2 separate regions of the Homo sapiens genome follow, and region 2 is linked to region 1. The links are chromatin loops, found by intact Hi-C in ENCODE. Cell type or tissue: CD4-positive, alpha-beta T cell. All regions are shown on one strand. Each heading gives the region's core, and the rest is flanking DNA. Links, peaks and the distances in the headings are about the cores only.

Region 1 (2,916 bases), core at 225-2,724:
TATTGCTTTCCGTGGTTGTAATATAATTACGTTAGAGTAATGATTACTGTTTTGAGGTTTGATGTGTGGTATAGGGTGAGCCCTTGATCAGGGGGATTGTGGTGATTGTGAATTTTCCAGGCTTTTGTTATGGGTGATCCTTAGAAGGCACAGACTAATCCTAGAAGAGATGAATGGCAAGGAAAGTGAGAAAGTTAGGAAAGGTCTCTCTCTCTCTCTCTCTTTTTTTTTTTTTTTTGAGGTGGAGTCTCACTCTGTCGCCTGGGCTGGAGTGCAGTGGCGCAGTCTCGGCTCACTGCAACCTGCCTCTCCTGGATTCAGGCGAGTCTCCTGTCTCAGCCTCCCGAGTAGCTGGGATTACAGGCATGCACCACCATGCCCGGCTAATTTTTGTATTATTATTATTGTTTTTTTCTTTTAGTAGAGACAGGGTTTCGCCATGTTGGCCAGGCGGATCTTGAACTCCTGACCTCAGGTGATCCGCCCACCTCAGCCTCCCGAAGTGCTGAGATTACAGGCGTGAGCCGCTGCACCCAGCTCAGGAAAGGTCTTTTTCATGATTAGCTCATTGTAATCCCAAACTCCTTAAGCAATCCTCCTACCTTAGCCTCCCAAGTAGCTGGGACTACAGGTGTGTGCCACCATGCTCAGCGAATTTTAAAATTTTTTGTACAGATGAGGTCTCACTATATTGCCCAAGCTGGTATTGAGCTCCTGAGCTGTAGTAATCCTCCTGCCTCAGCCTCCCAAAGTGCTGGGATTACAGCAGTGAGCCACTGCAGCTGGCCAAGACTACAAGATCATTTTTGTAGTAATCTAGAATTGTTTACATTTTGTTCTAGGTGACTTTGGCTGTTTGGTTCCTAATTTTGGAAGACTAGAAATGGTTCTTTCATATATTCTTTGCAGTGCATACCTTATTGTATGGGCTCAGTGAGTACACCATGATGATGATGGGGTTTTTGGATTTAATTTCTCTGACTACATCAACAATGGCATAAGTGGCTCTGTATTTCTGGCCCCTTGTCATTAACTAAATGGATTTAGGTACCTGATTTCTTCTTTTTCTAGGAGGTGGCGATAAGTTGCTATTTCTTGTTCCAGCCTCATCTTCGTGTTGAGAAGCATCTCGTGCTCTTGAAGCTGCTTTTCGATGCCGCGCCTTACTTCCTGTAGCTCTTTTTCTAGTCCTTCAATCACAGTCTCTAGGTCTTGCAGCTGCATCTGGTAATGCTGCTCGCTGGCATGTAGGGAGTTTTCAAGGCCCCTTTCCTGTTTTATATAGATTTTCATCAGTGAATCAGTAACACAGAATGTGTTTCTGAAATCTGATTTGCAATATCTTCATCTTTTTTTTTTTTTTGAGATGGAGTCTCACCCTGTTGCCCAGAGTGTAGTGCAATGCCATGATCTCGGTTCACTGGAAACTCCACCTCCTGGGCTCAATGATTCTCCTCCCTCAGCCTCCCAAGTAGCTGGGATTACAGTCGCGTGCCACCACGCCCGGCTAATTTTTTGTATCTTTAGTAGAGGCGGGGTTTCATCATGTTGGCCAGGCTGGTCTCAAACTCCTGACCCTGTGATCCGCCCGCCTTGGCCTCCCAAAGTGCTGGGATGACAGGCTTGAGCCACCGCGCCTGGCTGTCTTCATTCTATGTTCTATTTTTTTCTTTAAAAAGATTGCAATAATTTTATTATACCTATGCAAGAGGTGTGTTTCCTTACAGCTTTGTGTGACCCCTAATTATTAAAAAATTATATTTTATTTACATAACTAGAGATCTTACTCTATTTCAAAGACATCCTGTGATAATTCTTACTGAAAAAAAAATCCTCTGCAGTGTGATTAACTTATTATCACTCTGAATTATCTGATTTTTAAATTATTGAAAGTATACTTCAGAGGTAGGCTTTGTAAAAAAAAAAAAAAAAAAGAAAATATAGTACATTGAGTATCAAGGCCAGAGCAGACTGCTCATAAAAGGCATTTAGGAACATGCTTAAATACTTTTTGTTTGTTTGTTTGTTTGAGACAGTCTCGCTCTGTCGCTCATGCTGGAGTGCAGTGGCATGATCTCAGCTTACTGCAGCCTCTGCCTCCTGGGTTCAAGTGATTCTCGTGCCTCAGCCTCCAGAGTAGCTGGGATTACAGGCGTGTGCCACCATACCTGGCTAATTTTTTGTATTTTTAGGAGAGATGTTTTCGCCATGTTGCTCAGGCTGGCTTCAAACTCCTGGCCTCAAGCCTTGGCCTTCCAAAGTGCTAGGATTACAGGCGTGAGCAACTGTGCCTTGCTCCAAACATGCTTAAATATTTTTCTTTCTTTTTTTTTTTCCTTTTCTTTTCTGGAGACAGAGTCTCGCTCTGTCACCCAGGCTGGAGTGCAGTGGCATGATCTTGGCTTACTGCAACCTCTGCCTCCCAGGTTCAAGTAATTTTTGTGCCTCAGCCTCCTAAGTTGCTGGGACAACAGGCGCGTGCCACCATGCCTGGCTAATATTTTGTATTTAATAGAGATGGGGTTTCATCATGTTGCTCAGGCTGGTCTCAAACTCCTGAGCTCAGGCAATCAGCCCACCTCAGCCTCCCAAAGTGCTGGGATTACAGGGGTAAGCCACAGTGTCAGCCTAAATATTTTTTATTCGACGTCTCAATGGCATGGATAAAAGAATCTCCACTGTTAAGACTTTGGATAATAACGAATGCTCTATTCCCTATCTTCAGCAACTAGAAAATCCCAAGGTAATAAGAAAGGATTTCTTCATTTTTACAGGTCTGAACTAAACCTTGAGTGAGTTGGTAACAGCCACTGCCACAATGGAGGGAGGGGTGAGTAATTAAACTAGGATCAGGGATAGAATTCAGTGGCCTTGATTTCCAGTTTCTCATGGTAAATAAACAGACATTCATCTTTT
Region 2 (2,916 bases), core at 142-2,641, 52 kb after region 1:
TGTAGCTAACTTTGAACAGTGAAGAAAATTTATAGCCTCTAATGGCTGCTTTGTTAAAAAAGAAAGACCAAAGATGAAGACATTTAGTATAAAAATTTCTTTTAAAGAACAGCAAGATAAACTAAAAAATATAAAAATAAATTAGTAAAAATAAAGGCTGAAATTATTTAAACAGAAAAGAAAAAAATACATAAATATGTCGAAAAGCTGATTCTTTTAGAGATCAATTAAATAGACAACCTCTTCATGAGCCTGATTAGGAAAAGAGAGAGAGGTCCAACACACAAGGTTGGAAGTGGGAAAGAGACATAACTGGGTATAGAACAGATTAAAATAATTATAAGAGAATACCACATATAAGGCAATGGCAGCACTCTTGGAGACCTTTCTGGTAGTTAGCCAAATTATTATTGCCCAGTGGGTGATCTCTGTGCTCATCAGACCAGTCCTGGCAAGACTCACCCCAGGGACAGTGACAGGGACAGACTGGGGTGCTCAGCCTACCTGCAGTGGCCCTGGGGCATGCTGGGAGAGAAAGGGGCACAGGGCTTACCCTAGGAGGAGAGGGCCCTGGAGAAGCCATGGCAAAGCTGTGACCGTGGGTGGGCAGAGCTGATCAGAGTCTGCAGATTTGAGCTGGGCATAAGAGGCTGTGGGATTTGGACACAGGGGCCATCCATACTGTTACCAGAACGTGGAGAAGAGCCAGTAGGAATACTGGCTATGAAGCCAGATCCTTCCAGAAAGGGAGAAAGGAACAGGACTCTGTTGTGATGTGGAGGCTGACTAGGTGGAGTGAGGAGAAGGTCCCAGCAAGCAATTGTGCTTGTCTTTTTTGTGCCTGTAACCAGGAGGGAGACAGAGAAACCAGGTGCCCAGGAAACCTTGATTGAAGGGTGCCAGGTAAGCCCTGTCCTTCCCACAGTGGCATTCAACAGCAAGGCCAGGACCTACCATTATCTTTCTGTGTGTAGAGTGGACACAAGCACATATTTCTAAAGAGGACTAATGGATGATCTTTAGGTACTAACTTGTGACCCATTCATTGGAGGTCACTGGGTGTTTCTAGAAGTACTTTTGATGTGACTGATCTTGGAGCAAAGCCTCAAATCACACCTTATTCTGTTCTTTCTATGTATCCAAATTTTACCACTTTTCAAGGGCTATCTCTTCTGGAACACTCTTCTGGAACACTCCAACCCTTCATTTACCAGCTTCTCCTTTTCCCCACATAATTTTTCTTATTATTCTTACGGTTTCTACCACATTACTTATCACTTGGTCCTTCTTGTATTTTTCTTTGACAATAAAAAAGGAGAGGTCGGGCGTAGTGGCTCATGCCTGTAATCCCAGCACTTTGGGAGGCCAAGGTGGGTGGATCAATGAGGTCAGGAGATCGAGACCATCCTGGCTAACATGGTGAAACCCCGTCTCTACTAAAAATACAAAAAATTAGACTGGTGTGGTGTTACATGCCTGTAGTCCCAGCTATTCGGGAGGCTGAGGCAGGAGAATTGCTTGAACTGGGGAGGTGGAGATTGCAGTCAGCTGAGATTTTGCCTCTGCACTCAGGCCTGAGTGACAGAGCGAGACACCATCTCAAACAAGACAAAACAAAACAAAACAAAACAAAACAAAACAAAACAAAGAGTATTCATTTAAAAAAATTTAAACATACAGATGGCTTTTCTTTAAAGACTTTTAAATTTTACAAGTTCTACACGTTTACTTCAGAAAAATGAGAAAATGCATGTAAACATGCAGCAGGAAATAAAGATCACTCATAATTTCACTATCCCAAAATAGTCACTGTTAACATTTGGATGTATATTGGTTTTGCTTCTTTTTTTTTAAAAAAAAAAAACAAAACAAGTAAGTACAGTGATACAGTTTGGGCCTGTGTCCCTACCCAAATCTCATGGTGAAATGTAATCCCTGATGCTGGAGGTGGGGCCTGGTAGGAGGTGATTGGATCATTGTGTAGGGGGCGGTTTCTCACAGTTTAACACCATCCCTCCTCCAGGTGCTGTTATTGTGATAGTGAGTTCTTGTGAAATGTGGTTGTTTAAAGGTGTGTGGCACCTCCCTGCCCCTTCTCCCTCCCATTCTGGTTATGGGAGACATACCGGCTTCCCCTTCACCTTCTGCCATGATTGTAAGTTTTCTGAGGATTCTCCAGAAGCAGAAGCCGCGATGCTTCCTGCACAGCCTGCAGAACCGTAAGCCAGTTAAACCTCTTTTCTTTATAAATTAGTCAGTCTCAGATATTTCTTTACAGCAGTGTGAGAACAGACTAACACATACAGTGTTAATATACATGTAATTACATTCTTATAAAAGCAGATCATACTATACATATTGTCTTAAAACTCTGCTTTTCATTTCTCAATAGACGATTGACATCTTTTTAGGTTAATAAATGAACCTGAGCATTCTTAATGGCTGTGTGACCATCCTTTGATGGACTTTGATGGGTGTTTCATAACTTAGCCTATTGATTCTCCATTGTTGAATATTTTATTATAGCTTACGTTTCACTATGATGAACAGCTGAGAGGAGTATACATATATTAATAATTGATTATGTAAGAATAAATTCCTAGAAATGAAACTGCTGGCTCTAAGGATATGCTCTTTTCTTAAAAAGGCTTTTGATACCTGTTGCTGAATTGTTTTCTTAAAGGTTTTGCTAGTTTACACTCCATTAGTGCCTTTTCCCTACATCCTTGCTAAAATAGGTATTTATTATTATTAAACAAATTGGACCTGTTTTGATGCTGAACATGGCATCTCATTATTTTAATTTGCTTTTCTTTTATTACAAGAGATGTTGGACATCATCACTTTTTAATGTTTGTTGGCGATTCGTATTTTACGAATTTCTTGTGTGTATCATGTATCCGTTTCTTATTGATA

Evidence for each region. A loop is a pair of places that touch in the nucleus more often than their neighbours do. Peaks named below come from ENCODE experiments on the same cell type or tissue, not always from the same donor. Only the 100,000 strongest peaks of a DNase experiment are listed, where the experiment ranks them.
Region 2: a loop joins it to region 1, with 10 times the contacts of the local background. A loop is called at or near these places in 3 of 110 quality-filtered maps.

What each region holds. Positions count from the first base shown.
Region 1 is chr17:40,658,936-40,661,851 of GRCh38, forward strand. It overlaps KRT222 (keratin 222), which reads right to left. Exons shown (of 6, transcript NM_152349.3): 3 at 1,052-1,272. Among named protein-coding and RNA genes, the nearest start is that of KRT222, 4.8 kb to the right of the region's middle. In CD4-positive, alpha-beta T cell, for the core only: no CTCF peak of the experiment used is centred there; a DNase peak (open chromatin) is centred at 1,186.
Region 2 is chr17:40,711,386-40,714,301 of GRCh38, forward strand. No RefSeq gene overlaps it. Among named protein-coding and RNA genes, the nearest start is that of KRT24, 9.1 kb to the left of the region's middle. In CD4-positive, alpha-beta T cell, for the core only: no CTCF peak of the experiment used is centred there; no DNase peak of the experiment used is centred there.